3 separate regions of the Homo sapiens genome follow, and regions 1 and 3 are each linked to region 2. A link is a loop called in an ENCODE intact Hi-C map of the cell type or tissue named here. Cell type or tissue: endothelial cell of umbilical vein. All regions are shown on one strand. Region 1 overlaps LINC01968 (long intergenic non-protein coding RNA 1968). Region 2 has its middle 120 kb from the start of LINC01972. Region 3 has its middle 62 kb from the start of XXYLT1-AS1.

The links. A loop is a pair of places that touch in the nucleus more often than their neighbours do. Peaks named below come from ENCODE experiments on the same cell type or tissue, not always from the same donor. Only the 100,000 strongest peaks of a DNase experiment are listed, where the experiment ranks them.
Region 1: a loop joins it to region 2, with 5 times the contacts of the local background. A loop is called at or near these places in 4 of 110 quality-filtered maps.
Region 3: a loop joins it to region 2, with 8 times the contacts of the local background. A loop is called at or near these places in 3 of 110 quality-filtered maps.

The regions. Positions count from the first base shown.
Region 1 is chr3:194,736,835-194,744,834 of GRCh38, forward strand. It overlaps LINC01968 (long intergenic non-protein coding RNA 1968), which reads left to right. Exons shown (of 4, transcript NR_037891.1): 2 at 7,740-7,855. The region is part of intron 2 of LOC105374292 (a long non-coding RNA gene); the gene reads left to right. Among named protein-coding and RNA genes, the nearest start is that of LINC01972, 28 kb to the right of the region's middle. RefSeq lists an enhancer at 469-648. In endothelial cell of umbilical vein, a CTCF peak has its summit at 2,814; DNase peaks (open chromatin) are centred at 1,577, 2,857 and 4,277; H3K27ac peaks cover 3,739 bases.
Region 2 is chr3:194,881,494-194,889,493 of GRCh38, forward strand. No RefSeq gene overlaps it. Among named protein-coding and RNA genes, the nearest start is that of LINC01972, 120 kb to the left of the region's middle. In endothelial cell of umbilical vein, no CTCF peak of the experiment used is centred here; a DNase peak (open chromatin) is centred at 3,378; H3K27ac peaks cover 1,105 bases.
Region 3 is chr3:195,028,090-195,036,089 of GRCh38, forward strand. No RefSeq gene overlaps it. Among named protein-coding and RNA genes, the nearest start is that of XXYLT1-AS1, 62 kb to the right of the region's middle. RefSeq lists enhancers at 2,307-3,304, 3,305-4,303. In endothelial cell of umbilical vein, a CTCF peak has its summit at 7,357; DNase peaks (open chromatin) are centred at 992, 3,062 and 3,592; H3K27ac peaks cover 5,206 bases.

The DNA.
Region 1 (8,000 bases), 140 kb before region 2:
GTCTCTGCTGGTGCTTCTTCTTAGCTGTTGCTTCTCTCTTCTGCTTCTCTTTCCTCCTGTGCTTGCTGCTTCTGCCTCTGCTTTTCCTGCTGGTGCTTCTTCTGCAACATATTCATCTACTTCTCCTTCTGCTTTTTCTTCCTTTTCCTCCTCCTCTTGCGCTTTTCCTCCTCCTCCTCCTGCCTTTTCTGCTGCTTCTCTTCGTTCTGCTGCTGCTACTTTGGCTTGTTTCCATTTCTCTGCTCTGACTTTTGCTTTTGCTGCTTCTCCTTCTGCCGCAGCTTCTCCTTCCTCCACTGTGACTATGTCTCCCTCTTCCCTCCCCACCCTGCCTTTCTCTTCCCTCCTCTTCTTTCTCCCCTTCCTTTTCTCCCCCCGCTCTTCTTCTTCAGCTCCTGCTTCTATTTTTGCTCCTTCTGCTTCTTCTCTTGCTGTTCTTGTTTCTCCTTCCAGGGTTACAACATCTACTTCTCTTCCTCTTCCTTTCTCAGTTTCTCGCTCTTCCTCTGCATCTGTGTGTGTCTGTGTGTGCAGCTTCTGCTTTCTGAGCATCTACTTCTGCTTTGCATGTTTCTGCCACTTCTCCTTCTGCCTTTCCTGCTGCTTCTGCTGCTTCCATGCCCACTTCTTCTTTTCTGCCTCTGCCTCAGCGGCTGCTGCTGTTGCTACGCCTTCCTTCTTTTTTTCTTCCTCCTCTTCCTCTTCCTTCATCTTCCTCTCTTCTGTGGCCTTTGCTTCTGGTTCTGCTTTTTCTGCTCACTTTCCTTCTCCTCCTGCTCTGTCTTCTCCTCCTCCTGTCTTCTTCTTCTCTTCCTCCTCTGTTTTCTCCTCCTTCTTGTCTTCCTCCTCCTGCTGCTCAGTTTTGAACATGCTGAATTTAAGGTGCCTGTGAAACATTTACTTATACCTTCTCTAGGGCTTTCCAGTGTTCTTTAAGAGCTTCAAAATTTCCACCAACTTGGAACTTGCTGGCTGACCTTCAGAACAGTCTCTTTTAGTAGGTAGCAGATAATAACAAGACTTCACAAAGGAGCAGTACTCTACAATTAACCCAGTATTTACAAACCCATTATTTTATTAGTAGAACAGGGAAACTGAGGCTCAGAGAAATTCCCATACTTTGCAAGGCTGCATAGAAATAAGTGAAGCTTTTATAAGAACCTAGAGCCCCTTTTCCCAGGGTTTGCCGTAGGGCCTTACTTTTTAAAAATTTGTTATTTTAATAGACTTTATCTTTTTAGAAGCAGCTATAGGTTGACAGCAAAATTGAGAGGGAAGTACACAAAGTCCCAACAGGACCTTATGTTTTTACAGAGCTTAACAAGTCCCTTTGTATCCATGATTTCATCTGTTTAGGAATCACTTGAGAGGATGTCAGCTCAGAGAGGGAAGGGATTCAGTTATGCCCACACAGCAAAGCAATGCCACCTCACTGGGGTGAGGGCCCCTAGCTTCTTGTCCAAGGGCTCAGGAAGGACCAGTGCCATTCAGAAAAGTAGTGAGGCAGTGAGTGGTAGGTGTGGGCATTAAGCCAGCTTCTCTTAGTATGTCACCAGTCCCTCCCACTCACATCCCGGCATGAGAGAGTCATCCAGATCTGGTTCTCTGAGTTTTTCCATCCTTAAGGAAAATTCTAGTGACCTAAATCTGGGCCAGAAAACCAATAAACACAGGAGTTGCTTTTTAAGAAAAACTCAGTTGATAGGCTGAAAGTGCCACGAGGCCACAGGACAATTAGAGTATGCTGGGCTCCAAATGCTGAGCAGATGCCATCCTGGTTGGGAGCCAGGCCCTGGGAATAGAAACACCAGCCCTCTGTGCCAGCCCTGGCAGGGCCCTGGGAGGCAGCTGGTCTCCAGCCAGTGGCTCCCCTCTGTTGCCAGCACTGCACAGGCCCCAGGGGAATGAAAATTGAATTTGGCAAAATTCACATTCTTGTCTTTGGAGAGTGGGTGAGAGTTGCACCCTGGGAAGTAGATTATCAGCCAGCCCCATGAGGGGAGGGCTCACGTTCCTTTACTCGCCATCATGTCTCCAGGGTCAAAATCAGTGCCTAGCATATAACAGGTGCTCAGAAATGTTTGTTACTGACTATCTACACACTGAAGACAGGGAACGGAGCTTTCACCACTTCCTAAGGTTTCCAATTCCCAGATCTTTATGTTTGTAGGACTCTAGGTGGCTTCCGATTAAGTACCTATTGTTGAGGGGGACTGTGGGGAGTGGTTGTCCAAATAACAAGAGAATGGCTTCCACAGTCAGGTTCCATTTTAGAGGAGGCTCAGGGTGGAAGTAGTTTGCAAGGGAAGAGGCAGCCCGGCTGAGTCTTGGGTCTTGCAGGAAGGGAGGAAAGGGGATGCCAGAGAGATGTCTTGGGCATGGGAAGAGAGCCTAGGGCTTAACTATAGAAGGGCTTGTGGATGTCCTCTTGCTAGTTGTCCATTCACCAAGCATCTGTCTGTGGGCCTCTTCTTCGGGATGGGCTCTCCTGGGAAAGTACTGCATCTCTGTGTAGAGAAAGTGCTCCTTTCAGAGGAAGTGCTTTGAAGGGTGTGCTTAGAAGACATACCTTGCGATCTGGAGCGCAGATGGCCAAAGACACAAAAAGCCCCTGTGTACAGCCTCCCTGAACAGAGCAGCCCCACCCTAGAGGCTCCACTGGGGTCACTTCTGCCTACAAATAAGGACATGCTGCGAAACATGCTGACCAGTGCCTGCAGTGTGGGGCAGAGAAAGTAGCAGGTGGTTCAGGAAGACAGGAGGAAGCCTGTGGAGGGGGCAGCACCGGAGCTGGCCCTGGAAGTGTGGGGCAGACTTGGCCATAGAAGGGCAGCATAATCAAAGGCGAAGAATCGGGAGTGTTGTGTGAGTCACAGGTCATCCTGTTTGGCTTGAGGCTCAAGGAAGTGGGAGCTGAGGTTGGAAATGTAAACCTAGGCCAGGCAGAGCACCGTGGCTCACACCTGCAATCCCAGCACTTTGGGAGGCTGAGGCAAGAGAATCACTTAAAGATGGAGTTTGAGACCAGCCTGTGCAACAAAGCAAGACCCCATCTCTAAAAAAATTTTTTTAAAAATTAGCCTGGTGCCGTGGCATACACCTATAGTCTCAGTTACTCGGGAGGCTGAGGCAGAAGGATGGCTTGAGCCCATGAGCCCAGGCATTCAAGGTTACAGTGAACTATGATTACACCACAGCACTCCATCCTGGATGACAGGACAAGCCCTGTCTCTATAAACAAATAAACCAGCCAGGCACGGTGGCTCATGTCTATAATCCCAGCACTTTGGGAGGCAGAGGTGGGTGGATCACGAGGTCAGGAGATAGAGACCATCCTGGCCAACATGATGAAACCCTGTCTCCACTAAAAATACAAAAAAAAAAATTAGCTGGGCGTGGTGGCACGTGCCTGTAATGCCAGCTACTTGGGAGGCTGAGGCAGGAGAATAGCTTGAACCAGGGAGTCGGAGGTTGCAGTGAGCCCAGATCATGCCGCTGCACTCCAGCCTGGCGACAGAGTGAGACTCGGTCTCCAAAAAAACAAACAAACCAGTAAACAAGGTCAGAGATGTATGTGTCCTCCCCACGTCCCTCTGCTTTTTTTGACTTCTGGTGAAGAAAATTAGAGGATTAAGTTAATCAGATCCTGCAGTTCATGACATATTACCATCATTGGTCCCTACACATTCCCTCTCTTGATTTGCTTATGTATTCTCATTTCCCCATCCATAGCGGGATGGCTTGCTTCTAATACATTTGCCATCCTTCTTTGTGTTTGTGCATGTTCTTATATAAGTGATATTGCTGCCTAGTTCTTAGGATGCATTTTGCTTTAATGTATGTAAATGATTTGGGATTTCGTATATGTTATTCTGCTGCTGGCTTTTTTATTTGGCACTAGGATTTTAAGATTCATTCATACTACCAAGTGTGCGTACAGGCAATGACTTCTAAGGGCTGTGTAGTACCACTGAAGTACACCCACTACATCCTGTCCACGCCCAGGGGTGGACATCCATGTTGCCCACAAGTGGTTCCTTGGCAAAGGAACGCCATGTTGAGAGTTGACTTTTAGGCAGGCTGGTGGCCTGACAGGGCTGACGCATGATCACCAGTCAATGAGACACTGGTGAGCCCAGCTTGGATGTGTCCAGCTGGAGTTAAGTGGCTGTGACTTCAGGTACTTAAGGGACCTGCACGGCTTCTTACAGGCGGTCTGCATTCTTGGTAACGCGTAATGTAGTGACTCATGGGAGAAATATTAGGTCTCGGTCCTATCTCGGTCCTAGCTTTGAAAGGACAATGTGTTTTTGATGCATAAGAGGAAGTTTAGGAAGCAGCCCAGGAGGTCTGTTTTCCCGAAGGTTGGGCTGTGAGTAAACGTGGTCTTTGGTTTGATGCAGGGAAAGGGCGGGGGAGGGGTGGCACATACCCGCAGCAATCCGGGGGAATGGCATTGAACTGGAAAAGTGTGTGTGTGCATGTAAGTGTGAGTGTGAGCATGAGCATGAGTGTGTGTGTGCCAGAGTGTGTGAGAATGTGACTAGTCCGGAAGGGCAAGACATGGAGGTGGCATAGGGACAGGCTGTGGTTATGAGACTGTCTTCGTTCTCTCTTTTACTCATCCAACCTTGCCACGACTTAGCCTGCTGCTGGATCCCCTCCGAAGCTTCTCACTGAGGAGCCACAGTAAACTGTTATTCTTCATTTAACTGGGTTGGTTCCTGTGTATGCTTCCTGTACTTCTGGAGAATTTGTTTTCAATTTAGGGAGACAGTCCCTCTCTAAAAGAGCCCAGCAGCGCCACTGTCTGCACAGCACGTCTGTCCATCTGAGTGCATAAAGAGGCCGGGTGTGGTGGCTCAAGCCTGTAATCCCAGCACTTTGGGAGGCCGAGGTGGGTGGATCATGAGGTCAGGAGTTCGAGACCAGCCTGGACAACATGGCGAAACCCTGTCTCAACTAAAAATACAAAAAATTAGCTGGGTGTGGTGGTGGGTGCCTGTAATCTCAGCTACTCAGGAGGCTGAGGCAGGAGAATTGCTTGAACCCGGGAGGCAGAGGTTGCAGTGAGCCAAGATCATGCCACTGCACTCCAGCCTGGGCGGTAGAGGGAGACTCTGTCTCAGAAGAAAAAAATAATAATAATAAAAAAAGAAGGTCTTGCAAAGGCACTCAAGCAGCCGAGGATGCGGTTTTACTTCTCAATGTGCTCCTTTCAGGCTGGCCAAGGCTTGGAGGGGGCAGGCAGGGGAAAGGGCATCAATGTGACGCAGTCCTAGGATCCCAGGCATTTCCTCTCCACCTCCAAGACCCACAGATGACGTCTCCAAGGCAGGTTGCAGATTGGATCCAACAGAGGTCCTGGGAATCTCTACGTCACCTCTATTAATTATTTCCATGCATGTCCCATCCCTTGGAAAACCCTGTCAGTAAAAGAATGAGCGTGGTTCCTCAGTTTCCTCCATGTGGAATGCAGCTACTTCCACAGTGACATCAGCATTGGAGATGCCTGCAGCTCTGGGGCTGGCAGTTCCCCGAGGGTGGGGCCCATGCCCATCCTGTTCACTGCTGGACCACAGCATCTAACACAATGCCTGGCATATAGCATAAAATATAAATTCAATATGAATTGAGCAATATCTGAAATTAAGTGGCAGGGACCAGAGAAAGAATCCGATTTTACAGGGAAAACGAGATTAAGAGAGTTGAAGGAGGCGTTTCTCAATTTTATTATTGAAAGTTTCTGGTAAATTATTTGATATGACACTTTGACAGGACACCCTTAAGTTATGGGCAGCTTTGATTGCTAGAATGTTCTTCTTTAGAAGCAAGCAAACACTCCTTGATGGAATACCCGCTGGATGTTCTGCTCTGGATGAAGCCTCAGGGCTACTATATATAGAGTATAATATATATTTATATATAATATATTTAATATATAAATATATATTTATATATAATGTATTTTATATATATATATTTATATATATATATATTTAGAGGCAAGTTCTTGCTCTGTCATTCAGGCTGGAGTGCAGTGGCATGATCCTAGCTTGCTGCAGCCTTGAACTCCTGGTCTCAAGTAATCCTCCCACCTCAGGCTCCTGAGCAGCTGGGACTATAGGTGCACACCACTATGCCCAGCAACTTTTTTCTTTTAGAGATGGGGTCTTGCTATGTTGCCCAGGCTGGTCTTGAGCTCCTGAGCTCAACTGATGCTCGCACCTCGACCTCCCAAAGTGCTGGGATCACAGGTGTGAGCCACCCTGCCTGACCCAGAGCTAATATTTTGGAGCATCTTCTCCGAGCTGGGCATTGTTTTAGGTGCCCTACTTGCATTACCTTATTTAATTCTCATTGTAGTCCTTTGAAATAAATCCCCAGTTAGCAGAAAAGGAATCTAAAGTTTAGAAGGGCAAATGCTTTAAGCAAAGTAAATGGCCCCGCTTTCAGCTGGGGAAGCTGCTGAGAGGACATACTGCATTTAGAGGAGAATGAGAGATGCCCTCAAACTTTCAGCCCTTCACTTTTAGATCAATTCCACTCTTTACAGGAGATTTACATTTTATTCTTAGTGCTTTTCTGAAAGTCCCAACTATTTTTAATTTTTTTATAGTTAGAATATAAATTAATGTGTTATAAAAATAAAATGGAATTTTAAACAGAAAGCTGGCTTGAAGATTTTGTAATGAGCTTACTATTTGAATAATGACACAGAATTCATGTTAACACAAACAATGCACCTTAAAGTAAAACCCATTGACAGAGGCTGCAAGTGAAAGACTGTGAAGTGATGCATATAGTTGCTATATTTAAGCTATTAAGGGCTCAAGGGTATTCTTTTGCCTTTAGGATTGCCTTGGAAAGAAATCAAACTCAGAAACAGACAAGCCAAGCCCACCGTATTCTTGGAGACACCTTCAGGTGATGGGAAGGGCCGCCCACTCTTGCAGGTCCTCCTTGGCTGACGCAGGCTTTCCTTCGCCCTCCCTAGGATGGCCTCTGAGGCCCTCTACCTTCCACTTCCCTCTGTTCTCTCCATTGCTCAAGATTTCTCACCTAAGTGGCCTTTTTTCCCCTGACATGACCAGGCTATTCCTATTCCTGGCTCAGAGCCTTTGCACTTGCTGTTGCCTCTTCTTGGGACTCCTCTTCCCCAGATCTTTATGTGGCTGGCTCCCTGTCTTCATTAAGGTTCCAGTTCTGGCATCCCATTCTCAGGAAGCCTTGCCTGACGATCCTCGCTGAAGAGGTGCCTTTCTGCCTCCCTGCTCTAGCTATCCTGGCCACTCTGTATCCCATAACAGAATATGACTCCGTTCTATTGTCTTGATAACATTTGTCATATGTCAAATGATCTTATACATATAATTGCTTAGGTGTCCCTTACCACCTTTCCCTTTGGACCACTCAGTGAAAGCAGGCACTTCTTCTTGTTCACCATTGTTTCGCCAGCACCTATGCTGTGCTGTGTACAAAGGATGTGCTTAGCAAGCATTTGTCAATTACATCAATGACTGAATACTTGGATGAGTGAATGAGCCAGCTAAACTGGAGGTAGTACAGTAAAAAGGGATCTGGACTGAGGAATGAAAAGACGCCATAAAAGTTCTCACCTCCTTGCTCCATCAACACAGGGGCCATTGATTTTTGCGAAAACCCCTTAATCTCTTTAAGCCTCAACTTCCTCATCAGAAAAATGGGGATAACAACACCTTCCCTTTGTGCCTCCCCAGGTTGTGAGTGAGGAATGGATGCCATTGTTAGTGGCTTCCGTTGTGCTCAGTGGAAACACGCATCTACAGGTAGAATGTAGAGGAACAGCCCAATTCAGCTGTCTTGTGGATTTCAGGTTTGTTTTTGTTTTTTTTTTTTCCAAGCAACAACTGAGTGTTTCCTGAGCACTATTAGATCCCCAGAGCTCCTAGGGACTGGGATCTGCATAAGAGGCAGGGACCTGGCCCTTGATTTAATTGGGGAGTAATTAGTGAGCAATG
Region 2 (8,000 bases):
CAGCTACACAACCAGTGTGGAGCCCCTGCCTCTGGCTACCCAAGACTCCTTGGGGCTCTCCAAACACACAGGCCTTTCTCCTGATTTGGGGTGGTTTTGATTGCCCCAACTGGCACGCCCTTTCTGAAATGCCCCTTTTGCAGCATGAGGCACCCTTCTAGGTCAAGGATGGTGCGGGCTTCATCTGGGGTGCCGACTGGGATTGATTTGTGGGCACTGCCGGGAGCTTTGTGATGACCACATCCAAGCTGTGACATGACTTCTCAGGGATGTGTGCTAGGGTTGTGGGGATGTTGAGGTATATGTTTCACAGGTTTGTCATGAGTCTAGTCGCTTGTGAAGGCCATCTCCTCCAGGAAACTCTCAAGACTCCCACCGCCAAAGTACTTAATAACTGTGTTCTTGTCCTCCCTGCATTCCCTTGGAACCTAAGTCATTTGTCATTTTCTGTCTTCTATTACAACTATTTGAATCGCTTACCCCCCTTGCCATGCTAGCCTCCAGGTTCTTAGGGTAGCAACTGTGTCTCACTCATCTCTGTGTCCTCCTCAACATGTATCTTTCCTTGCTTGGAGTCAGAGCTCACTTAAGGCGGCTGAATTGAATTTCTTACCTGGGGACAGCTAGCTTAGAGTAGACTTCAAATTTAGTACAGTCCTCATGAGAGGGGTATTTTGGAAGGGAGCAGGTTGATTCTGCATTCCTGCTCTGGGGAAGGCGCTGCCTCAGGGCAGGACTGAGCAGTACGATGGGCACAGGGCAACTGGATGGGTTAGGAATGTGGGTGATAGTGGTTGCCAGATAAAATACGGACACCCAGTCAAGTTGAATGTCATTGTCTTCCAAGTATTGCGTGGAACATACTTACGCTAAAAAAATTTATTCATTGTTTTTCTGAAATTCACATTTAACTGGACGTCCTGTATTTTTATTTGTTAAATCTGGTAACTCTAGGTGGGAGTGCCAGGGAGAGAACACAAGATCATCTCCACAGACTTTCTAGAACCAATTCTGTACACTAAGCTGTGTCTTCATGGAGAAACAGCCTGGGGAGTAGGAGGGGTGCAAGACCAGCCAAGCTGGCTCCATTTCATAGCTGTCCATACTTTCAAGTCGCCTGAACTTTCAGACGAGGCTCTCTGATGGGCCTGGCTATCTGTGAAAGCCAACTCCAGTGAAGTCCAGAAATAAAACTAGGAAGCCTCCCAAAAGGTATTTTAGTGTGGTCAGCTGTAAACTTCATTAGGTAAGGACCAAGGTTGTCTCACTCATCATTTGCTCCTCAGTGGCTTGCATAGTCTTTGGCATAAAGCAGGTGCTCCAAAAATATTTACTAAATAAATAAAGAGCTGAGCACTACCTGGCCTTCTCCACCCATGGCTGGACTTACCTCACCCACAGCGATAAAAATGTGCAAAAACGGGAATTGGCACGCAGCCCTTCCTTTCCAGGAGTCATCACTGATTTCCATTAGCCAGCAAAGTGCACAAGTGCGTTAGGCTGATTTGGATTTAAAATCAATTAATGCATCCTCAGGGAGCTTGGCTACTATAAAAGCAAGATAAAACTGCATCTTCTTGAGTTAATTTATTTCAATTTAAAGGGTAATTAATATGTTTTCATTGATATGAATTTAGAAAATAAGGAAAAGTAGCATGAAGGGAGAGAAGCTTGTGCAGCCTCAAGACCTCAGGCAGACACGGTAGCACCTGAGTTCTACCTGGGTTTTGTACACCTGACTTTTCTCATCCTTCTCCACCCAGAGTCACTGGACATCTTTCTTTTCTCCAGTTTTATCTTTTTTCTCCTTGCCAAAACCTCCTGTGCAGGATGTAGTCTGATCCTGGATTTTGAAGTTTGACCAGAAGTAGATGGCCGTCATCCAGAAGAGCCCAGCAGCCAGAGGAGCCATTGACAGGGGGCAGCAGCAACAGGTAAATATAATGAAGGCCTGGCTAGGGGTGGCAGAGAGCAACAGAGGTGACATCATGGGGCAGGATTAGTGGATCTCAGTGACAGTGGTGTGTGAACCGGAAAGGAACAGTCAAGAAGGACCCCAGCTTCCTGACCCAGTGGCTAGAGGAAGGGTGAGGGTACCAGCCAGGACTCAGTTGCAAACAATAGAAACTGACTCTGGATCTCTAAGGAGGAAAAGAATGTATTAGAAGTATTTTCATTAGAGCTCACTGAATCAGTGGCAAGGCTAGAGACCCAAACTCAGAAAATAGGTAGGAACCAAGAGGGGTTGGGACCAGGGTCATGCCACAAGAACAGCCTGGTCAGGTCACAGACAAAACATCCCCACCATTGGACACTTTCTTCACCTGCCCACCTCCACTGCTGCTGTGAATGACCTCCAGACTTCATGTCACTCTCAAGAACGAAAATCCCATTCATATGGTCTGAATGCCCATGCCTACGTCATGTGCACATGCCCCATTTGCTAGGGGTCAGGAGTAGGAATGTCTGATCTCCTTCAGATTCACACACATTCTTCCAAATGGGAAAAGGGTTCGCATAATAGGAAGAAAAAAAAGACAGCAAGTGATCTCTATGGTGGCATTAAAGTTGGGTGTACAGGAAGAAGAGCAAATTTGCATGGGGTATGACAATGAAGTATCTTGGTGGAGCTGTGGAGAGATATTGACATTGGAAATGTCGATCTAGAGGTGTCACCTCTTCAAAGAGGTGACAAGCCATTTGTATAACACCCTTCCCTAGGTTACTATGGCTTCTCCAGCCATCCTTGCATTCCATCATCTTCAAACTCTGATGTCTTATGAGAAGTTCAGGGTATGAAGGCAAGGGCCCTGCAGGGGATAAAGGTTTGGCTGGCTTCTCCTTTCTCAGAAATCCCAATTCCTGGTCTTAGTTTCCAATAATTAAAAATGACTAGCAAATACGAGAAGTTTAGCTGGCTAGCGTAAGGACTTAAGGGCTGTTTTCAGTACAGCTTATTTATGGGGGAAAATCCTTGGAAGAATCACCCCTTTTCTTAGGGTTTCAGGTTCTACTCATGCTGCAGGGGCAGAAATACCTCCAGGGTAGTGCAGGGGCTTTGCAATGTTCAGAACCACAGAACCTCTGAGCTGCAATGAGACATAGGGATCACACAGTCCAATCCCCTCAGTTGATACACAAGGGCCCCAAGGCTAAGAAGATCATTAAAACTGCAGCATCCTTTCACATTCTCTGATCATGAAAAAATGACACCACCTTTCACCCACACCTCAGCCCCATCCTGCCAACACTGCCACCCAGCTGAGAGGAAGGGAGGCAGTGAATAGGATGCAGCTGGGTGGATCACCTCCTCTTCCCCTGGAGGCAGTGACGTCTGTCACTCCTAGGAGATGATTAAAATGTTGCTGCTATTGTTAAATTTTGGCAAGTAGATTCTGAATTATTCTCCCGGGGGGCTGGCCATGAGTCACCACAGTACATCCTCAGGAAGGAGCTGGCTGAACTCCTGAAATGGCCAGATCCTGCAGTGAACTGAGGACCCAGCAGTGTCACAGCACTGCAAATGGGCTGTGAACTGGAGGCTCTGGTGGCTGCCACCATCAGGAGTGGCGGGACTTGACATAGAGGAGAGACCAGAAACCCACCTCTGGTGTTGGCATCACTGATCATGCAGTTCATACAGGACAATCGCCTATGGGAAGACCCGCTGTGATGGAGGAAGAGTGGAGGAAAGGCCAGCCAGTGCCCTGCACAGAGAAGCTAGTCAAGAAAGGCTCGCCTCTGCCAGTCAACATAGCAAGACCTTATCTGTACAGAAAATGGAAATGTTAGCTGGGCATGGTGGTGGAGGATGCCTGTAGTCCTAGCTACTTGGAGGCTGAAGTAGGAGGATCACTTGAGCCCAGGAGTTTTAGGCTGCAGTAAGCAATGATCATGTCACTGCACCACAGCCGGGGCAGCAGAGAGAGACTCCACCTCTAAAGAAAATAAATTAATAAAAATAAAATAAATAAAGACATGCCTCCTCTTTTTCTTCTTATAGGAGGTGGGCCTCAGGCAGGACCTTGAAGCTGACTACGTCTCCTTTCTTTCTCCCATAGGCAGAAACAGGGAACTGTCTGGGGGAAGGGATGTTGATAGGTACTGGGACTCCAGGAGAGTCCAATCCTGCATTTTTAGTGATTAACCTACATGCTGTGGATAGCTGCACAAGAGGGACATTCACCAAAAGTGAAAGGAAGCAGGAACACAGCAATCCCAGGTTACATGAAGGAGGTGAATGGCTCTATGACATGGAAAGAGAGTCCTGGGTGAGTAAATGAAGAAATGAAGAAATGAATGAATACTGCTATGTCCACAGTACCTATTGGCTGTGTTATACTCTGGGATGAAAAAGCACTGAGACTGTGCCCATGGTCTCCCCTTCCCTTCCTCCACCTCTCTACACGTCCAAGACCCCATCCTTCCATGTGGCACAAATGTCTTGCCTGGCCAGACACAGTGGCTCACACCTGTAGTCCCAGCACTTTGGGAGGCCGAGGTGGAGGTGGGTGGATTGCTTGAGCCCAGGAGTTCAAGACCAGACTGGGCAACATGGTGAAATCCTGTCTCTACAAAAAACACAAAAATTAACCATGCATGGTGGCACATGCCTGCAGTCCCAGTGTGTTAGTCCATTCTCAGGCTGCTAATAAAGACATACCCAAGACCAGGCAACTTACAAAGAAAAAGAGGTTTAATGGACTTGCAGTTACACATGGCAGGAGAGGTCTCACAATCATAGCAGAAGGTGAAGGAGAGGCAAAAACACATCCCACATGGAGGCAGGTGAGAGAGTATGTGCATGGGAACTGCCCTTTATAAAACCATCAGATCTAATGGGACTTACACCCTACCGTAAGAACTGTATGGGGGAAACCGTCGCTATGATTCAATTGTCTCCACCTGGCCCTGCCCTTGACATTTGGAGATTATTACAATTCAAGGTGAGATTTGGGTGGGGACACAGAGCCAAACCATGTCTTTCCACCCCGGCCCCTCCCAAATCTCACTTCCTCACATTTCAAAACCAATCATGCCTTCCCAACAATCACCAAAATCTTAACCCATTTCAGCATTAACTCAAAAGTCCACAGTCCAAAGTTTCTTCTGAGACAAGGGAAGCTCTTGCCACCTATGAGCCTATAAAATAAAAGCAACTTAATTACCTCCTAGATACAGTGGGGGTATGGGCATTGGATAAATACACCTGTTCCAAATGGAAGAAATTGGCCAAAATGAAGAGGTTAGAGGCCCCATGCAGGTCCAGAATCCAGCAGAGCAGTCAAATCTTAAAGCTCCAAAATGATCTCCTTTGACTCCATGTCTCATATTCAGGTCATGCTGATGAAAGAGGTGGGTTCCTATTGTGTTGAGCAGCCTCCCTCCTGGCTGCTTTCATAGGCCAGAATTGAGAGTCTGTGGCTTTTCCAGGTGCACAGTGCAAGCTGTCAGTGGATCTATGCTTCTGGGGTCTGGAGGACAGTGGCCCTCTTCTCACGGGTCCAGTAGACAGTGCCCCAGTGGGTCTGTGTGGGGTCTCCCACCCCATATTTCCCTTCCTCACTGCCCTACCAGAGGTTCTCCATGAGGCCTCCACCCCTCCAGCACACATCTCTCTGGACATCCATGTGTTTCCATACATCCTCTGAAATCTAGCTGGAGGTTCCTAAAACTCAATTCTTGACTTCTATGCACCTTCGGACAAAACATAGGTAAGCTGCCAAGGCTTGGGGCTTGCACCCTCTGAAGCAAAGGCCTGAGCTATACCTTGGCCCCTTTCAGCCATGGCTGGGATGCAGGGCACAAGTTCCAAGACTGCACAAAGCAGCAGGGCCCTGGACCCAGCCCACAATACCATTTTTTTCCTCCTAGGCCTCTGGCTTGTGATGGGAGGGCCTGACATGGAGACCTCTGACATGCCCTGGAGACATTTTCCCCATTGTCTTTGCAATTAACATTTGGCTCCTTGTTACTTATGCAAATTTCTGCAGTCAGCTTGAATTTCTCAGAAAATGGGTTTTTCTTTTCTATGGCATCATCAGGCTGCAAACTTTCCAAACTTTTATGCACTGCTTCCCCTTTAAACATAAGTTCCAATTCCAAACCATGTATTTGTGAATGAATAAAACTGAATGTTTTTAAAAGCACCCAAGTCACTTCTTGAATGCTTTGCTGCTAAGCAATTTCTTCCACCAGATACCCTAAATCATCTCTCTCCAGTTCAAAGTTCCACAGATCTCTAGGGCAGGGGCAAAATGCCACCAGTCTCTTTGCTAAAGTGTAGCAAGAATCACCTTTGCTTCGGTTCCCAATAAATTCCTCATCTCCATCTGAGACCACCTCAGCCTGGACTACATTGTCCATACCAATATCAGCAGTTTGATCAAAGCCATTCAACGAGTCTCTAGGAAGTTCCAAACTTTCCCACATCTTCCTGTCTTCCAAGCCCTCCAAACTGTTACAACTTCTGCCTGTTACCCGGTTCCAAAGTCACTTCCACATTTTTGGGTATCTTTACAGCAGCACCCCACTACCTGGTACCAATTTACTGTATTAGTCTGTTCTCATGCTGCTAATAAAGACATACCTAAGACTTGGCAACTTACAAAGAAAAAGAGGTTTAATGGACTCACAGTTACACATGGCTGGGGAGGCCTCACAATCATGGCAGAGGGCGAAGGAGGAACAAAGCCACGTCCTACATTGCAGCAGGCAAGAGAGTGTGTGCAGGGGAACTACCCTTTATAAAACCATCAGATCTTGTGAGACTTATTCACTCTCACAAGAGCAGCACAAGCAAAACCAGCCCCCATGATTCAGTTATCTCCCACCAGGTCCAACAATATGTGGGGATTGTGGGAGCTGTAATTCAAGATGAGATTTGGGTGGGGACACAACAAAATCATATCACCTAGCTACTTGGGAGGCTGAGACAGGAGGATCACCTGAGCCCAGGAAGTCGAGGCTGCGGCGAGCCACGATTACATCACTGCACTCCAGCCTGGGTGAAGGAGTGAGAACCAGTCACAAAAAAAAGAAAGAAAGAAAGAAAGAAAGAAAGAAAGAAAGAAAGAAAGAAAGAAAGAAAGAAAGAAAAGCCATGCCCTCTACTAGGAAGCCTTTTCTGATTCACCAACTCAGAAATTCTTTTTCCTCTGTCCTCCCAAGGGCCTTACCTCCACTCACACAAGGCCCTTATTTCTAGGCTGAATGATGGTTATTGACGTGTGTCTCACCTCCCTGTGCCCTCCCAGTGCTCAGGGCCTAAAGAACCCCTTGCAGAGCGTGCTAAGGATGTCTTACTCTCCAAGGACTCCCAAACCCTTTCCACAACTCCTAATATTAAGAAAAGACCTGTTTTCCCCTGACCTCCTTTGTCTAGGATTGTTTGAGTGACTTTGGTAACAACAGACCTTTGAATAGAAATGAAATAGAGATATGTTTCTTGGACAAGCGGAGGTGGCCTCAGAAAGGGAAAGGGTCCTGGGCTGGAAATCATGTCTTCCAGCAGAGGAAGAACAAACAGATCCAAGCTGAAGTAAATGAAAACCCATCTCAGGGCTCAGGACAAGGCCTAGGGGCCAGGAGGAGATGACCATGGTGGATGCTTTGGAGGATGAGAAAAGTAGGGAGGAAGAAGCCTCCAGGTGCAGGGGAAGAGAGGGGGATGCGTAGAGTGGGACTTGAGAGCCAGCTTCCCTGTGTGGCTCTCCTTGACTTAACCAGTGGTGTGCCTGTGCCCTGATACTAATCGAGAAGTGGACTTCCACAGGATGCTCCCTGGAGTGCTCAATAAATGTTGATAGAATAACCCTGATAAGAACAACAGGCAATTTTTTTTCGAGTACTTGTAATGTACCAGACGCTGTTCTAGTTCTTCCTCTTTTTTTTTTTTAAATGTATCTCTTCATTAAATCTTCTCATCAACCTGCGAGGTATTTAGTATTATCAACCTCATTTTACAGATCATGAATTGGAGGCACAGAAATATTAATTAA
Region 3 (8,000 bases), 150 kb after region 2:
GGTCTTTTCCCAGTGTACTTTCTTTCCTGGTCTAAAGGCTTTATAAAAACCTTCCACTCCTCCTCTTGCCTTCCTCTCTTTTTCAGCCTTAGGCCCGTCAGTCAAATTCTTTCTTCTGAGGAGGCAAGAATTGAGGTTGCTGCAGACCCACACGGATTCACCGCTGGTAACTCAGATACCTTCCAACCTTCCACTGGTAACAATTCTGCCATATGCTGTTGGTCAAGCAGATCTTCCCTGGTTCAGTGTGGAAGAGGACTACACTGGGGGGATGCCAGGAGGTGGAGATCACAGGGATTGACTTGGAGACCTGCTGCCACATATGGTCACCAGGGTTATTCTCCATTCTCACAGGTGGCCTCCCGTTTCTCATGCTCACAGGCGGCACTGCCATGAGCATCCTTGGGCATGCTTCTGTGAGTTTTTTTGTTTTGTTTTGTTTGTTTGTTTTGTTTTTGAGATGGAGTCTTGCTCTATCACCCAGGCTGGAGTGCAGTGGTGCGATCTCGGCTCACTGCAACCTCCACCTTCCAGGTTCAAGCGATTCTCCTGCCTCAGCCTCCTGAGTAGCTGGGATTACAGGTGCACGCCACCATGCCCAGCTAATTTTTGTATTTTTACTAGAGACGGGGTTTCACCATGATGGCCAGGCTGGTCTCGAACTCCTAACCTCAGGCAATCCACCCACCTCTGTTCCCACTGAGCATGCCTCTTAATGCCCAGGTACGTCTCTTCTAGTCCTAGTGGTAGAATGGCTGCAATTCTTGCATTTTCAAATGGGAAACTGAAACCAGAGGAAGGTGACTTCTCCAAGGTCATACTGTTAATCGCCTACGAGTCCAGGATGACATCAGTCACCTGACTTCCAGCCTACTTTATTTTCAGAGCCACTCTGTAGGCAAAATACACATGGCCTGAGATTTCAGGAAGTATGTTGAGATAAAGCCTGGCTGGGAATTGCCAAGAGTCAGTTTCCAGAACGACAAAACGTGTAATGGCTAATCTTGCTTTGTAGGCACTACATAAACGTCACTACACTCAAAGCCTAGATTAGCCAATGCATGAATGTCTAATCTGCCTTGATTAAAAGGAAGCTGGTGGAAATGAGGAATCTTTTCCATGCTGTCATTAGCAGAAACTTCGGAGTGAGACAGACCCGGGTTTGAGTTCTGGCTCTAGCTCTGTGACTGTAAGCCAGCCACATCATTCCTGTGTCATGGTTTCTCCATCTGTAAAATGGGAATCATCAGAGTACCAACTTCACAGGCTGTTCAGTGGATGATGTGATGGTGTAGATCATGCACTCAGCGAGGGGCTGGCAGGCTTCCCACAGGAGCTGCTGCTATTTGTATTCTCCCTGTCTGGCCTACTTCATTTATCCATCAAGCTTCCTGAATGAATGGATTCCATTTTCTAAAAAATAGATGGTACCTGGAGAGCTCATTTTATTCCATTTTCCCACATCTTGACTCTGCTGTTAATACCATCCATTATTTTGTGGCCTGCTTTTTGTTGCATACTGTCAGATTTGTGATGAATGTAGCACAGCGTGGGCGTGAAGTCAATACAGAGCCTCCTGAGAGCTGCCCCTGTGGCCCAGCACAGACTACTTCTTGCCCCTTGTGTGGCTGGCTGTATGTGCAACTGTCTCTGCGGGCAGGACCTGAATCCTCCTCACCTCTGTGGCTGTAATGTGTCTGGAATGAATGAATGAATGAATGAATGAATGAATGAACAAATGAAAAAAAGGGATCGGCCGGGCGCGGTGGCTCATGCCTGTAATCCCAGCACTTTGGGAGGCCGAGGTGGGCAGATCACAGGAGGTCAGGAGTTCGAGACCAGCCTGACCAACACGGAGAAACCCCGTCTCTACTAAAAATACAAAATTAGCTGGGCGTGGTGGCACGTGCCTGTAATCCCAGCTACTTGGGAAGGTGAGGCAGGAGTATCGCTTCACGCCGGGGGCAGAGGCTGTGGTGAGCTGAGATCGCACCATTGTACTCCAGCCTGGGTAACAAGAGCGAAACTCTGTCTCAAAAAAAAAAAGGATCAATAGAACCAAATCAACTGAAATGAATGGGTCACAAAGGACATCGCTGGAACATTGAATTATTGCCTGGATTTGGATTTAAAATGTTAAGAGTATTGTAGAGATTTAGAATAACTTTGAGTCCTCCAACATCCAGCAGAAGGAAAGATGGGATACTGTGGGTCGAAGGATGGGGTACTCTGGGTTGAAGGATGGGGTACTGTAGGTCGGGAAAAAGGAAGAGGGGCCAAGTATTGCGCCGGTTTTCTGTGCGATGAGTTTAAGGTGTTTTCGGGCCTCCAGAGTAGACCTCATCTGCTGGGTTGGGTTTAAGGGAGAGACCCATGGCTTTTTACCAGCTGTGCAGCAGGTTAGCAAACAGGCTTTTACCCTGAAGCCACTGGATATCCCCGAGCTTCAGGAGAGAACCCTGGAAACCCTACTGCTCTTCAGAATCAACAAGCCCTGGAATGTTTCTGGCCAGAGCCAGGCAAGGACAGAGATTTAAAGGGGATGTGACAAGTGTCCCAGGTAAGTGACACCCAGGCCCAAACTGGAAGGGTACCAGCATTCTCCCTGTTTGAGGATCCTTGTCAGGGACCTCAGCCATAGGGAACATCTGAGCTTGGCCTCTGAGCCCTTCCGTCCACTCCTAGCACTGCCTCCACAGCCCCAAAGAAGACCCCACTTCTCCTCGAGGGTGGCTGGCCTGCTGGCAAAGACCATTTCCTCCTCCTCCACTTGGGAAGCCAGGGGAGCCTGGCCCGGCCCATCAGCTGGGCCAGAGGGCGGTACTGCCCTGGGGTGCCCTGAGGGAGAAGGGCAGGGCTCCGGGTGCCTGTGCAGTGCTGGGCCTCAGCAGGGGCCTGGCCCAGTGTGACCGCAGCGCCACAATAGCCAGGCTCCCCCCGAGGGCATCTTGTACGCAGGCTGATACTTTGAGCTTACTCATTCCAAACCCCTTTGCTGTCCTTCCTCAGGAAGCTTCCTATTGAAAGATAAATGCTCTGTCTGTGATCAAACAGATTTACATTTATTTACTTTCCTTTCCTCCCAGGACTGCGCCAGCCCAGACAAGTCCAAGAGGAGGATTCCAGGCAGTTAAGATGGTTTCCGGAGAAGCCTGGAATTTCCCCGTAAGCACAAGCTCGGCAGAAAAAGGCAGGGTCCCTCGGCAGCCAGGGCAGGGGCTGAGTCAGTCCCAAGTCTCCCTGGCAAATGGATCACCCCTTAGGGTGGGAAGAGCCCCCCAGCTGTGTGGGGAACCTGGCTAGAGGTTGCTGAACCTCTGCTTTCAAGGAGTCTTGTGACCCCGGGAGCATAGAACAATCGCGGAGGCGCTTACATCCAAAATCCATTTTCCTTCAAAAAAGTGTCCAGGTGGAGGTAAAGAAAGAGGACCCTGTATACTTTGGTAAATCTGTGATTTAGCTACAATGTAACTGGGCCTTGGGAACCCAGGGTGAGGTTTCTTATGTGACATCTCCTGGAAAAGCTCCGCTCAATTCCTGAAAAATCCCTTATCAGACACCGACAGGAAACAGGGATTTCCAGGGAAATGGATGTGGAAGGCACCTGAAGGCCATTCCAAAACTCCAAAGTTTTTATTTATTTTACTAACTTAGGTGACTTAGACATACAACTTCCTGCAAACAGTGCATTCAGCTTTGTGTTCCTAAGCAAATAAATGGAACAGAGGCCACCAAAACTAGGCCCGCTGGAAAGGGCAGAGCAGATGCCCTTACACCCATAGCCCCTGGGGGTCATGCCTGTGAGTTCTTGCATATCAGCTTGTGACAGCGTTGTGACCTGCCCCTTTGTCACCTTGCCACCACATCACCCCCCAGGGGTCTGGGCATTTCCTCGAAGCTGCTTCCAGGACAGGATCAGGAACGTGTTACTTGGGTGGGGGGCTGGGAGGGAGGCAAGGAGCTCTGGTTCTGCCCATGTCCTCCAGCCTCGAGTGTGCAACTGCTCTTCTGGGAACTTGGGTCTCCTCATCTGAAACACAGGGAATTAGAGAAGATGATTTTGTAACGCTCGAAGGCTCTGTAATCCCCAAAAACATGCTCTAAAGGGATCTCCAGTCCAGCATATCAACCCAAACAAAAGACAACGCTGTGGTTACTTGTTCAAATGCCTCTTTCTTCTTGTAAACAGTGCACTCCCAATGACAGAGGCCCTCTGCTACTCATCATCTAGGTAGCTGACAGGTGGCTGCCTGCGGTACCTGATGTTTGGACAGACAAACAAATGACCAGGTGACACCCAAGTGCGATTCTCTCTGATCGCCATCCTGTAGCCTGTCTCCTTAGCTGGGCTCCAAGCTCTTTGGGGAGCGAGGAACAGATCTGTTCTACATAGAATCTCCAATCAGAGCTGACGGTGGCTCAGGAAGCACCAGGGTGCCCAGGCTAGTTGTTGAAATATTGAAGTACTTCTGTGCAGTTGCTGAGCCTGAGAGAGCCTCTCTCCCCTCCCCCGCCACCAAGCCCAACATCTATCCGAAGGTTTCCTCTCCACCATCCAGCCACTGAAGGGTGGTGACTGATGTAGCAGGGCTGTAGGCCTCTGCTCCAGGACTGTATATGCCTGGTGCCATTCTGATTGGCCAGCGCCCTTGCCATACTGTCGTTAAATGTTGAGTGGTAGACCAGCCCAATGCAGGTGATGGGGAGGGAGAGCAGATGACTGGTAGGTGCCACCTGTCACCTGAGAATAGATATATGTAGGCCCTGCTTTCCCAATGGACTGAGAATGTTCCCAGCAAAGAAGTGGGCAGTGTGTGCTGCCTGACCCCAAGAAGACACATGCCCAGATCCCTAGCTGGACAGAACGAGGACCTCCAAGCACACCTGCAGGCAAAGGAATGGGCTGAGTCTCAGCCCCCCGGACTTACGAGCCAGGCGGCCCCACCTGTCTAAACTTGCGTTTCCTCTTCTGTACACAGGAGACAGTTAAACCTACCTTCCAGTTTGCGTGAGGACTTGTGTCTAACACGGGCTCTGATCTGTACCCACAGGTAGGGCTTTCCCTCCTGACAAAATCTTATTTTGATAAATCAGGACTTTAAAAATGACCAAGTGGTTAAGCAAGTGCATTCCGTCTGTGCAGATGCATCAAGCTGTTCGCTTACCTACACAATTCTGTATGTAGAGCAGACGATGATCCAATGCCAAAACATCAAATATATATTCTTAGGCATCAAAAGTATTATCAATAAAAGTTAAGGTGCTAAAAAAGAATGGCTGAGCAAAATCTAGAATTTGAGTCCTAGAGAAAGTTCCTGAGACAGGTCTCTTTCAATCCTGAGTTTCCTGACAGCAGGGGCTGGGAGCATATCAAAACAGTCCTTGCTAGAATTTTCCTCCTAAAGCTAAGTGTTTAACCGGTGCATTTTAGCAACAGCAGAGCTGGAAAAATATATCTGGGTAGAAGTAGCAGACAGACAGCGGTCAGCGAGCCAGGAGGTCGCAGGCCACAGGCCTTGGGCAGTCACACCTGCAGAGTAAACACTGAGTCAGACTGGGTTAATTATGCAGAGATTGATTCTGGCTTGAAAGAGGAAGGGAGAGCCGCCTCACTGCATACTCGGAGGTGGGCCTTGGCTAGGTGGATCTAACAATTGATTATTTTATTTCAGATCCAGGGAGTGTTGTGATATTGACCTTCAAGGTTCAGAGAAGAGTGTTTAGGACACACAGTGAAATAGACAGCTGCAGTCCAAGCCACAGTGGAATTTCTAGTGTCCTCTGCCCTTCTGGGGCAGGCTAGGGCGGGGTGGAGCAGGGAGACGGCTTCAGGCCTTTCTAATTTAAAAGGACAAGGACCAGGGGCTGGATGCCTTTCCGTTTCACACCCGCGGCTTCCCACTTCAGGAGTGTTCCTGTGCTTCCCACCTTGGCCTGTCTTCAGACGGGCACCTGGACGTGGGGCTTGGAGATCCAACTAGTCCCCAAGTTCACCCAAGACAGTTTGTTCCCAGGAGCTCATTTAACACTAGGCTGTTTGCAAGTCAAAGTGCGTCCCGTGCAAACAACATCCCAAGAGCACTGAGCGTGGCCAGCTGACCCACGAAGTCTATGACCCATCCCTGTACCTTGAAGTCCTGAAAGCTCTGGACCTACCACCATGTTGCCACGAGCACACACTCTAGATCTGAACTGCTCATTCGGTGGACGCTGGGAAGTGGGGACCCTGTGTCCACCAGTGTTCCTTCAGCACACAGCCACTGAGTGCCTGCTCGGGGCCAGGTCCTTATTTAGGGAAACCAGAGAGATGCCTCGTATACCTCAAAGGTCTCAGTTTAGGGCAGAATTCAGGACAGGTTCCAAATACCTACACCTGAGACCAAAAATGGTCCTATTAGGAGAGGTAGATAATGCCTGGAGAGGGGATTTCAAGGTGGGGAGGCCACATCCAAGTGGGGTGGAAGCAGGGAACTGAAGAGAAACTTGGGAGGATGGGCTGGACTTTGAAAGGCAGGGAGGGGAGGGCGTCCCAGGCCGAGGATAGGTGTGAGCAATTTCCCTTTCCCCAGGCTTTGGAAGGGGAACCGGGGAGGAAGGGCAGGCATGAGCCACGGCAAGGTAGGAACACCTAAGGGAGGCAGCAGGCGAAGCCCCCCAGCTCCTGCCCAGGCCCCTCCACTGTGCGTGGAGGGATGCAGGCGTGGCTCCGGCCCCTCTGCTCTGCATGGAGGGATGCAGGCCTGGCTCCGTGGGAAAGGTGAACTGAGGCACAGAGTCTCCTTCCCCAGCGCTGAGGACTGGGGAGTGGGTCTCCAGCAGCTCCTCACACTGCCTCCTGGCCGGGGCCTCAGAGAAGCCAGCCCAAATCCTGGCCCGGATCAGAAAAATCCCAGGTGATTAGATCCAGAGGGGATGGAGTCCCAACCTCTCCAGGCCACTCTGGAGGCCGAGGCTCTGAAGAGAAAGTGCCTGCCAAACGCTGCCCTTGGCCTAAGGAGCTTCCTGCAGCCAGGGCCTCACCTGCAAAGGGCTATGAAATCACCTGTTTTGCTTCATGATGATGAAGATTAAGTTTAAATCATATACGTCTGTGGGGGTGAAGAACAGCACCTTGAATCCCTTGCAGGTGGAGAGCGTGGAGGCGCAAAGGTTCTACTGGCTCTTCCCAGGCGCCCCCACACAAACTGGACTCCAATCCAGGAGGAAGCACGGAGGCGGCCTAACCTGGGCCCTCCTCCATCCACGGAGCTGAGGGCCCAGAGAGGGAGGGCAACTCGCCCTCCACCACACCCCGCACAGCAGCTCCCTCCTTCCCCAGGGCCCAGCCCTGACACCTCCTGTCCCTGCCGGAGCCCTGCACCTGAGGACCCAGAGCCACGCGGGACCTTCTTTCACAGCCAGGAGGCGTCGGGGAGCTTCCCAGGCTGACTCTGCTTCCCGTGCTTTCCCCACCGCCCCCGCCAGAAACTGGGGCCCAAATGGCAGCATCCCCACCCCACGGCGCCCCAGCGCTGCAAAGCGCAGCCCTTCCGTAAACGGCCTGGGGAAATGAAGTTGGTGGACTCTGCCTGTCCTCGTCCGGTGTCACCTCCTGCCGGCCTCCTCATTCTGCCAGGGCTTCTGGCTCCTCACCCGGGCACAGAGGCCCCTTCAGCAGCAGGGATGGGGGCATTCGGAGAAGGACTGGGGCCGGCTGATCCTGGCCTGACAGAGGCCTCCTCACCCACTGGCACCAGCCCTGCCCTGAAGACGTGGTCGTAGCATCGATGCAATCGGGGGGGAGCGTGGTGGGTGGGGCACAGCCTGAAGGAGGAGGTCGAGCAAACACGTGGCCTCAGCTGGGACGCAGCACTGTCTGCAGAGCCCCTCGAATCCAGCTCCACATCTGGTTCTCGGGGGCGCAGGGCTGCCCGTGCAGGATTATCGACCCTGTTTTCAGGGAACAGGAAACTGAGGCCAAGCGAGGGGTCCTGAGCCGCCCAAGGTCAGAGAGGTGGTGA